2 separate regions of the Homo sapiens genome follow, and region 1 is linked to region 2. A link is a contact called in ENCODE Hi-C or POLR2A ChIA-PET data. All regions are on one chromosome and are shown on one strand. The core of a region is the stretch at or near the end of the contact, and the rest is flanking DNA. Distances in the headings are between cores, read along the strand shown.

Evidence for each region. A loop is a pair of places that touch in the nucleus more often than their neighbours do. ChIA-PET counts read pairs that join two places held with the same protein, here RNA polymerase II (POLR2A). Pooled maps may share reads with other maps.
Region 1: a loop to region 2 is called in a map of dorsolateral prefrontal cortex, with 2.7 times the contacts of the local background. The contact joins two enhancer-like sites. A Hi-C loop is called at or near these places in 2 of 168 maps with a recorded cell type or tissue (dorsolateral prefrontal cortex and endothelial cell of hepatic sinusoid) and 2 of 50 pooled maps. POLR2A ChIA-PET finds 5 or more read pairs at or near these places in 7 of 52 experiments (CD4-positive, alpha-beta T cell, H1, K562 and 4 more).

Annotation. Positions count from the first base shown.
Region 1 is chr1:10,336,959-10,342,189 of GRCh38, forward strand. KIF1B (kinesin family member 1B) reads left to right here. Exons shown (of 49, transcript NM_001365951.3): 30 at 116-245; 31 at 413-575; 32 at 2,811-2,901; 33 at 5,092-5,210. Among named protein-coding and RNA genes, the nearest start is that of PGD, 59 kb to the right of the region's middle. Within about 2 kb of position 3,038, at least 7 of the 41 ENCODE cell types and tissues checked have a DNase peak (open chromatin) inside an H3K27ac peak, as active enhancers do; they include dorsolateral prefrontal cortex, where a contact is called at or near this core.
Region 2 is chr1:10,376,432-10,381,006 of GRCh38, forward strand. It overlaps KIF1B (kinesin family member 1B), which reads left to right. Exons shown (of 49, transcript NM_001365951.3): 49 at 114-4,575. The coding sequence ends at 156. Among named protein-coding and RNA genes, the nearest start is that of PGD, 20 kb to the right of the region's middle. RefSeq lists a silencer at 1,136-1,235 and an enhancer at 1,283-1,783. Within about 2 kb of position 2,211, at least 17 of the 41 ENCODE cell types and tissues checked have a DNase peak (open chromatin) inside an H3K27ac peak, as active enhancers do; they include dorsolateral prefrontal cortex, where a contact is called at or near this core.

The DNA.
Region 1 (5,231 bases), core at 1,788-4,287, 39 kb before region 2:
CATATAATTTTCCAGTCACTATTATTTGTTGGACAGATAAACAGAAGTAAGGCAACTGGGGAAAAATACGTTTTTATACTACTTTACCATGTATCTGCCCCTGCCTTTTTTTCAGAGTGACTTTTCGTCTGTTGCAATGACTCGTTCTGGTCTGTCCTTGGAGGAGTTGAGGATTGTGGAAGGACAGGGTCAGAGTTCTGAGGTCATCACTCCTCCAGAAGAAATCAGTCGAATTAATGACTTGGGTATGTAGACATAGTTTACTGTGCTTGGGGACATTTTCGACAAAGGGAAAATATTGACCATTATCAAGGGACATAGTGGCCTTCATCAACTAGGAATGGAAAGCATGCCCAACTCCCTCCTCTTTGCATTATTTGAACCATCTGTGTCTTCATTTGACCCTCTTTAGATTTGAAGTCAAGCACTTTGCTGGATGGTAAGATGGTAATGGAAGGGTTTTCTGAAGAGATTGGCAACCACCTGAAACTGGGCAGTGCCTTCACTTTCCGAGTAACAGTGTTGCAGGCCAGTGGAATCCTCCCAGAGTATGCAGATATCTTCTGTCAGTTCAAGTAAGCTGCCCCTTTGCTCTGCCTCCCAGCTAGCTGCTAACCGAGGTGACATCTCTTGTGCACTGTAGAGTGCTTTACATGTGTGAGGGATTAACACTCTTGAGACAAAGACTGATCAGTCTCTGAAGGAAAATACTTTCATCACTCCTATGGGAGTGAGAACCAGAAACCTGTCCTGGAATGCAACAGGGTTCCCTGGCAGGAGGAGCATGCTGCACATCCTGCTGCAGGGCTCTGCTGTGAGCGGTCCCCCTTTACCAGGAATGTAGGGTCTGATCACATAAGCCTGTTGATGAGTCTTTCTAGTCCTCTTCATGTTGAAATGTCTTATTAATAAGCCTGAAAGCAATGACTTATCTAGCTAGCAATTACGCCTATTTAATACTCGGGAAAAGGAAAATTTAAACAATGTAAAGAAGGATAAATTCTACATCAACTGAAAAAAGCTAGTATGTAGGGAAGATGTGATACCTCTCATTTCTCATCTACATAGGACTTGCTCTTTCCCGCGGCCCTCTCAAACCCTGTGCTCTGGATGCTTTCTTCTCAAGACTGCCCCAGGAAAACATTTTTTTGTGAATCTTCAGTTTTAATACCTCCAAACTTCAATTTGTCTTTTCAGTACTTGGAAAGGGCCACAGTACAAGAGACTGAAGTGTGACCCCTCCATACCTACCGCCCTCAGTTTGCCACTGGTGCCACCAAGAGGCTGCTTTGGGTTCTGCCATCCCTCTCCCCTCAGAATGTGCCTTGGCCGTCCCATGGGTCCTAGTGCAGTTTATAAAGCTTTTGTATAGGTTTTATCACAGAAAATTGAGTCAAATGTGATTTAAATTAAATGTGATCACTATATAGTAAGCCACTAATATCATTTGCTACAAGTCATAGTTGTTGGAATATTACCCATTGAGCATTGATTTCACCTATTTAATGTGTTTTCACTCATACCCTCAAACTTAGGGCAGGATAGTGTTCACCAGATGAATCTGTTTTTTGGAACTGTTGCTATTATTCTAATCAGGCAACTGATACGTTTTATGGAAAACATCTATTTGGTTAACTGATGTCTGAAGTGACAATAATAGTGAGTTGACCTTTGTCCTACAATCTCCTAAAAAGAGCAGCATCTCTACCTGGTGTTAGCTCTGGGGAAAAGGGCATGTTGCTTCTGTTGAAAGCAGCCTCAAAGGCGTCCTGTGTTTTTATAGTCGCTCCTCTGGCCTGTGCCGGGAAGGTATGGCTGCAGAGCACTGTGAATGAGTTCACCTGTCGTCAGGGAACCCCAGGAATGCTGCGGTGCCAGCAATACAGGAATCAGGGATTTGGAGCACTTGGCAAAAGCATGCTAGTGTTCTCAGACGGGTGAACTAATTTGGAAGACAACAAGTTCATATTACCAGTCTGTCTGTCCCCCCAGTTGAAAATAGTTTCTTTTTCTCCATTTTTTCTTGATGGAAGGGGTGTCCTTCTGATGGATTTTTCTATCTGGCAGTAAATCTTTGTGTTGGGTCCTCTTTAACTGTGCAGTTCTTTTTATTTCAGACTAATAATAGGGAGAGAGAGAGAGAGAACGATAACATCTCACTATCTGTGAAAATAACTAAATATAGCCCATTGTTTTAACAAATCTTTCCAGAGTATCTTCTGTGTGTCGAGACCTGTGGGAAAACGCTTGCTGTCTGGGGGAGAGAGGCATATAAATACATTATTACAGTGAAATCATTGCTATTAAGGAAAAAAACATTACTAGTAATGTGGGAACACAAAGCTGCCAGGGTAAGTCAGGAAAGACTGCCTGGAAGAGGTGACATTTGAATCCACAACAGACTCTTATGTAACTATGCCATCCACAGGCTCTCGCACTAACTGTGGAAGCTTGAGTCTGCTAAATTTTGTCTGTACAAAATGACATTGTTTTTATTTTTAGTAAAAAGCTTTTACAAAGGAAGAGGAGTTAATTGAATGTACTTCTTCACTCTCTCTAAAGCATTCTTGCATATACCTCCATATAGCTAAGTGATCAGGGTCAGTTAATTTTTCAGTCATTTTTGAAATAAAATCTAAAATGCCCTCTGTGCAATATGGAAAAGGTTCTTGACAAGGAAAGTAAATAACTTAAAGAATCTGCTTAAGTGGAATGCTTCTTTCTGTAGGATCCACATTGGGCTCTTGAAAGAGATTCTGATAAAACCGTTTAATGCATTGTTCACGAGTCTTTTTATTTTTTTTATGAAGCTTTTTGCATCGCCATGATGAAGCATTCTCCACGGAGCCCCTCAAAAACAATGGCAGAGGAAGTCCCCTGGCCTTTTATCATGTGCAGAATGTAAGTGACATGGACCTTTTTGCCAAACATATGTTTTTCTGGTACCTTGGCTTTCTCAGCCCGGGAAGGGTGATAAGAAGAGGTACAAGTCACTGGCTGTGCAGGGGGAGAGTAGACAATAGAGGGCGTGGCTAGAGTGGTGAGGTCATCCACAGCGGCCTGAGCAGCAAGCCTTCTTGTCTGTGTTACAGTGGGCCTAGTGAATGTGGGTTCGTCTGCCAATAAAATCTTCCATCAGTTTGAATGCAATGAGTTGTTTTAGTGTTTCTGTCCTAGAAAAATAAGCATGCTTAATAAGAGTTTTATTAAAGTGAATGCATTGTCCTTTAAACCCTAAGATACTTATGTTGCTCGATTGCAAATAACATAAAAAATATCAAATACCTTCTGTAGCTAAATTAAGATTTAGATCTGTTTTCCTTGCAACTGATAGTATAATTAACACATTAATGCCCTTTACAACTGTATTCCTACGTGGAGTAAGAAAACAGACCCTTCCCTCTCTTACGTGAAATTTCATTCAAACTCTATTCCAAAGTCATTATCCTCATCACAATAGCTAATATTCACTGAGAGTTTATTTTGTGTTAGTCACTGTTCTGAGAGTTTTTGTGTAATTTAATCTTTACCTTTATACCATAGATTAAGATAATCCCTGTGTTAGCTGAGATGACTGAAGCATAGAGCAATTAAAGTCACTCATCAGGCTGGGCGCAGTGGCTCATACCTGTCCCGGCACTCTGGGAGGCCGAGGCAGGTGGATCACTTGAGGTCAGGAGTTTGTGACCAGCCTGGCCAACATGGTGAAATCCCATCTGAGACACGAGAATTGCTTGAACCCAGGATGGGGGGGTTGCAGTGAGTTGAGATTGTGCCACTGCACTCCAGCCTGGGCAAGAAAGCGAGACTCCCATCTCAAAAAAAATAAAAAAGTAATAATAAAAATAAAGTTACTCATCAGTGTTACAAGAGGCAGAGATAGGACTTAAGCTCAGAGAAATTTAGCTCTGGTATTCAGGATATTCACTACTACATGAAACTGTCTCTCATTCTCTTGCTAACCATGTCTGCTCTCTAAAGTAAGAGAGGAAAGGAGAACTTCAAAGATGGAACAAGCAAACACAAAATATGCCATCTTCTTTTTCATGTTGGTATAAATATAAGCAAGCATGTATCTGATAAACTTTGATCAGCTGCTGTGCACAAGGATTGTGCCTGACAACTGGGGAATGCAGATGAATCTCAGATGCTCCCAGTGAGCTTCGAATTACGATAGGGGAAATAAAATGCATACATAAACACCAGTCATGCAAAGATGAACATGAGAAAATATTCACTAAATGCAGTGGGAGTGGAGAAAGGGAAAGTTATTTCTATTAATGGAAAGCTATTTTAAGTTACTTTTTGTTGGGGAGGATAGTTGGGTGGAGAAAGGGGATAGGAAGCTCCCTGAAGGATGTAGTATAAGCAAGAAAAGGTGTGTCAAACTTGGCATTGTGCCTGGCACATAGGCCATAGTCAGTACATGCATGGATGTGCTGGAAGGGCCTTCCAGGCAGGGTTGCAGCCTGGGCCAGTCCTTGGCACAGCTGAGGAGAGAGCAGGTGAAAGGAGCAGCAGGTGAGTGAGTGAGCCAGAATAGTAAGTGTGGGAAGGACAACAGGGGCCAAGATCAGTTGAGGCAAAGTATGGAAGATCTTGAATACCTGAAGCTGGGAAAAGTTACTTTAGAATTAAAAACAACATAGGGGATCCCCTGTTTTTTGTTGCAAGAGTCCTGCATAGTAAAATACCCAGCAGATACTGGACACTCAGCAGCAGTAAAATTGGGCCAGGCATAGTGGCTCATGCCTGTAATCCAGCACTTTGGGAGCTGAGGCAGAAGGATCAGTTCAGCACATGAGTTCAAGACCAGTCTGGGAAACATAGTGAGATACTGTCTCTACAAAAAATTGTTTTAAATTAGCCAGGCATGGTGGTGCATGTCTGTAGTCCTAGCTACTCCGGAGGCTGAGGCAGGAGGATTGCTTGAGCCCGGGAGGGTGAGGCCGCATGAGCCTTGTTTGCGTGCTACAGAGCAAGACCTTGCCTCAAAAAAAAAAAAAAAAACCCAAAATACGTACTAAAGTTCTGATTGAAGCAAAAATGTGTATTTTCTTGTAATCTTTTCCTAATCTTGCTTGGCTTTAGATTGCAGTGGAGATCACTGAATCATTTGTGGATTACATCAAAACCAAGCCTATTGTATTTGAAGTCTTTGGGCATTATCAGCAGCACCCACTTCATCTGCAAGGACAGGAGCTTAACAGGTTTGGACCAGATAAGCAAAC
Region 2 (4,575 bases), core at 961-3,460:
TGCGGTGCCAAATAGGAAGATGCTCCAGGAGGGAGCCTCAGAGGGAGAGGACTGTGAGGGGACAAGACTTGTACCCAGACTTCTAATCCTACCTCCCCGTTTGTCCCCCATAGGTCAAAGCTTTCCCGCAGATGCCCGAGCCAGTCGAAATACTAAGTGACTCTGCCGAGTGCCCTCACTCGCCTTCGAGAGATAAAGAAAGCGTTACCTCTCATTTCTCTTTGTGATTCTTGACGGTGACTCTTGTATGTAATCCTGTGGCTTAACTACTTCTCCCTCCTTGTCCAGCACTTTTCTAGCTCTCCCGTTCCCCATCTCCATTGCTCTGTACTCTTTTCTTTTTTCTTGTGCTGAGAATCTCGTTAGTAGCATGTGGCCTAACAAAAGGAAAAAATGTTTTTAAACACACACACACACACACACACACACACACACATACACAGACAAAAACACAAAAACTCTGAGGGGATCTGGTGAATCTCCAAATTATTGTGGGTGTACTTTGGCTTCCTTTTGTATGATAGGTCCCCATCATGACCACCTCTGATGTCTGTGCTGCTGTCACCAGGCACCTTTGTTTTTCAAGACAACATACTTTTTTTTTCTTTTCTCTGTTTGTGATATCACTTTAATTTTTCTTGGGTGGCTTAGAGACTAAGGGAGGAGACATCTGGCCTTTTTAGAACCTGAGAGGAAAAAAAGAGTCTTTTTTTCCCCTCTGTCTCTTTTTGCCATGGCTAATCCCTGCATTTCCATTCAGGGAAAAGGTGGTAGTGAGCATAGAACTGCAACAGTTATATTCTGAGTCAAAGTTGGGGCTTTTTACGGCATAATTATGGAATTTTTATTTACTGGTAGAGAGGAGACGAGAGGCTTTTTCAGTGGGCCTGGGACAGTGGCTGCTCTTGACTTTGTGTGAAGGGAAATGCCAAGGATGCTTCTGGTGGACTTCAGGGGACCCCAGGGTTTGGCCGTGGGCCGTGATGGCAGCAGGCGGTGGGATGCTTGTAGCTCCTCACAGCAGGATTCCTGCCCACTGTTTTTTCTCTGTTGGGAGGGAAGCTCTTTTCTAGGAGTGTCTCAGTTCTGCTTTTGGCATTAGTGATGGTGGTGGTACAGTTGGAATTAGTGCCATGTCATACACAAATGTTCCACAAGGCGGGAGTGTTTCACTTTCTGGTGATAAACTTGATGGTCATTGTTATGATTAAGATAATGCCGGGCAGGCCGGGCACAGTGGCTCACGCCTGTAATCCAAGCACTTGGGGAGGCCGAGGCGGGCAGATCACGAGATCAGGAGTTCAAGACCAGCCTGGCCAATATGATGAAACCCCGTCTCTACTAAAAATACAAAATTAGTCGGGTATGGTGGCACATGCCTGTAATTCCAGCTGCTTGGGAGCCTGAGGCAGGAGAACTGCTTGAACCCAGGAGGCAGAGGTTGCAGTGAGCCAAGATCGCGCTATTGCACTCCAGCCTGGGTGACAGAGCAAGACTCTGCCTCAGAAAAAAAAAAAAATAATAATGCTGGGTAGTGACCTTGTGATTGTTACAGCTCCCTTTGATCAAAGAAATATAGCTTTCAGGCATAAACCTGGAAGTCTCCCTCTGAATCCAGCAGTTGTTTTCATTGATGCTTGTCAGGTTGAAGATGCTTTCAGTGATGCTCTCTATACTCATAAATAAGCAAATGTGGCAGGCTTTGCTTTCTGGATCCCAGGATTAAAACTAACCGTGACCACTACTCCAAACAAAACACAATATGCCTAGGGGCACGGATGAACGTCCAGGGAGCCCGGGCCCCAGGCTTTGTTGCGTGTTCCCTGCTCCTCTCCATCTGGTGTGGAAACACTGCCCAGGGAGAAAGGAGGAAGCTCACTGTGGACAGTCTTCTTTCCTTCTGACAGACCAGGTCATCTGGCTTCCGAGATCATCAGAGAAGATAAGTCTGTCTCTTTCAGCTGCCAGTAAGTTTTCCAGGATGAGAGGGGAAAAAGAAAGCCTCCAGTGACTTCAGTTGCTTTGCCAGTTGTCTTGGGATTGTTTTACACCATCCTTTACTTCCCTTGCTCAGACCTCTCTGTTTCACCATTGCTCAGGCATTCAGGAAAGTATCTGCTCACTCCCACTTGGTGAGTCCTCGGCCTTGAGGTTGCTGACTCTCAGGCGTTAGGCAGCTGGATGACTTCCCGCTTCACGCAGCAAAGGCCAGGGGCTTGCGCGCCTCTGCAGAGTTGTTGCTAGGGAGACTTGTGTCATCATCCACAACCTTGTTTCTCACTTCCTGGTTGGGCTCATCTCTGAAGAACAGGTCTCCCAGCTTCGCTCCTTATCACTGCATTGTGAAGAGGAGGAAAAGTGAATCACGGAGAGAGAAAGGAAAGGATAGAATCACAGGCTGCGTCTGCACCTGAAAAGTGACCCGCGGAAACTCTATGGCGGATTTTTTTTTTAACTTTCTTCTTCCTGTTAAAACATAGGTCACTAACTGTGATGTTATTTGTTTTCTAAGTGGTATGTGAGATTTTCTAATGTAGTTAGAAGTTTCATTGTCTGATGGACACAATATGCCCTTCCGGTTCTATTCAAACCAGCAGGATCTGTCGGTGCTTAGAGATGGCTGCCTGGACTGGAATCAAATCTAATTTCAGGGAAATGAAGATGGAATTTGAAGGTCACTTTTAAAATTAAGTCATTGATGCTGCTGTTACAGAGTGTGACAGAGGATCCATGTCTGTGACACAGGACGGTGGGAAGCCTGAGAGAGAGTGAAATTATGTGATACACTGAAATGACTTTTGTTTTTCTTCTAACTCATACAAAACTGGTTTGGAAAGTCTTTGCTTTGGAAGCGTCAGACATTAGAACAGGCCAAACTGGACTGTCTGTTCATAGCGTGCCTGAATAAGAAGGCCTCTTAGGGAGCCAGAGGGAGCAGAGTGGTCGTGTCCTGCGTGCTCTTCACCCTCTGGGGCGCCCCTGCTGCGGCTGGCAGGTGCAGACAGCCTTTGCTGGTCCCCAGCACGTCCAGGGTGGGTGCTCCCTTGCCCGACAGAACCATCCCCACTGTGAGGCTGTGAGAGATTTGTGGCAGGAACTGTTTATGAGGCTCTAGTTGTTGCTGTTGTGGCGGGAAAGTTAAGAAACATAGCCCTTAAGGAAACCACCTTTATGTATTTTCTTAAAGCACGCCTTTAAATAAGCAAAAACTTTAAAAGGCAGGAAAGAGAATTCTTAGGCAAATTCAGAGAAATAAGTGCTAGTTAATACTAATCACCTCCTCCTCTGTCTCTCATCCTCCTTTCTCCCATCAAAGCAAAATATGGCCTCACCACCAGCCCCAAATCAGTGCTCAGACCCTCTCTGTGTCTGTGTGCCCTCCTGGGAGTCAGTCAGCGCTCAGGCCAGGACTGTGCAGGGCCAGCCAGCCCATGCGCTAGTCAGGAGCACAGGCAAGGGGTGCTTGTGGCAGTGGCCGGGCACCTGAGCCCCAGCTCGTTGTTAAACGTGCTGACGGCAAGGGGCAATGGAGTGAGTTTCCCAACTAAGAAACCACTATTATATATTTTTTCCCTTCAGTCACATAGACTTCAGACAACTCTCCTATTTTTTATGGATTTTTCAGCTCATTTCAGATGAAGGAACTAAGTCATTGTGAACTGTCTCTTGAGATCTAAAAACAAGATGACTTTTCCTGGCACATATTCCAAAGCAAAGACTTTGTTGCCTGCTGCTTATTGTCTAATTTACAGGGATATTTAATTTTGTCAGGTCTATGTATATTTATCCAGCTATACTTACTTGCACAGTGGATTGGAGAGAAAGGATTCTCCAGTGTGCACACTCATCGGTACTCTTTCTGCATTTCCCTCGTGCTGTGTCCCGCTCGGGTTCCAATGGACAGTATCAGGGCTTGTTTGACTTAGGTCTTTCAGTTTTCCTTTCGGTTCCCTTTTAAAAATGTGATTGTTAACCTGCCTCTTGAAAGATTCAACCGGGTGTGGTGGCTCACGCCTGTAATCCCAGCACATTGGGAGGCCAAGGCAGGTGGATCACCTGAGGTCAGAAGTTTGAGACCAGCCTGGCCAACATGGTGAAACCCCGTCTCTACTAAAAATACAAAAAGTAGCCAGGCGTGGTGGCGTGTGCCTGTAGTCCCAGCTACTTGGGAGGCTGAGGCAGGAGAATAGCTTGAACCTGGGAGGTGGAGGCTGCAGTGAGTTGAGACTGCACCATTGCACTCCAGCCTGGGTGACAAAGCAGGACTCCGTCTCAAAAAAAAAGAAAAGATTCATGATGCTGCTGCTCCCAGAAGGTTTGCTGGATGTGTTTACATAGGACTCTAACTTGTGTGCACTACAGTTGTTCACCAGGGCCAGTGATTCACCCCAGTGTGTGGCCAGACCATGACTGTGTAGCAGGAATGTTTTAATTTGTGCTTCCTTAGTAAATTGAAATATCAGCTGAGAGATTATTTGCTGCTGTTATTCAAAAGGCCATTTATGAAGTTAGTATTTGAGCCCCATAAGATCTTTAAAAAGCCTCCAATCATTTAAAGGAAGAAATCAGAGTTGC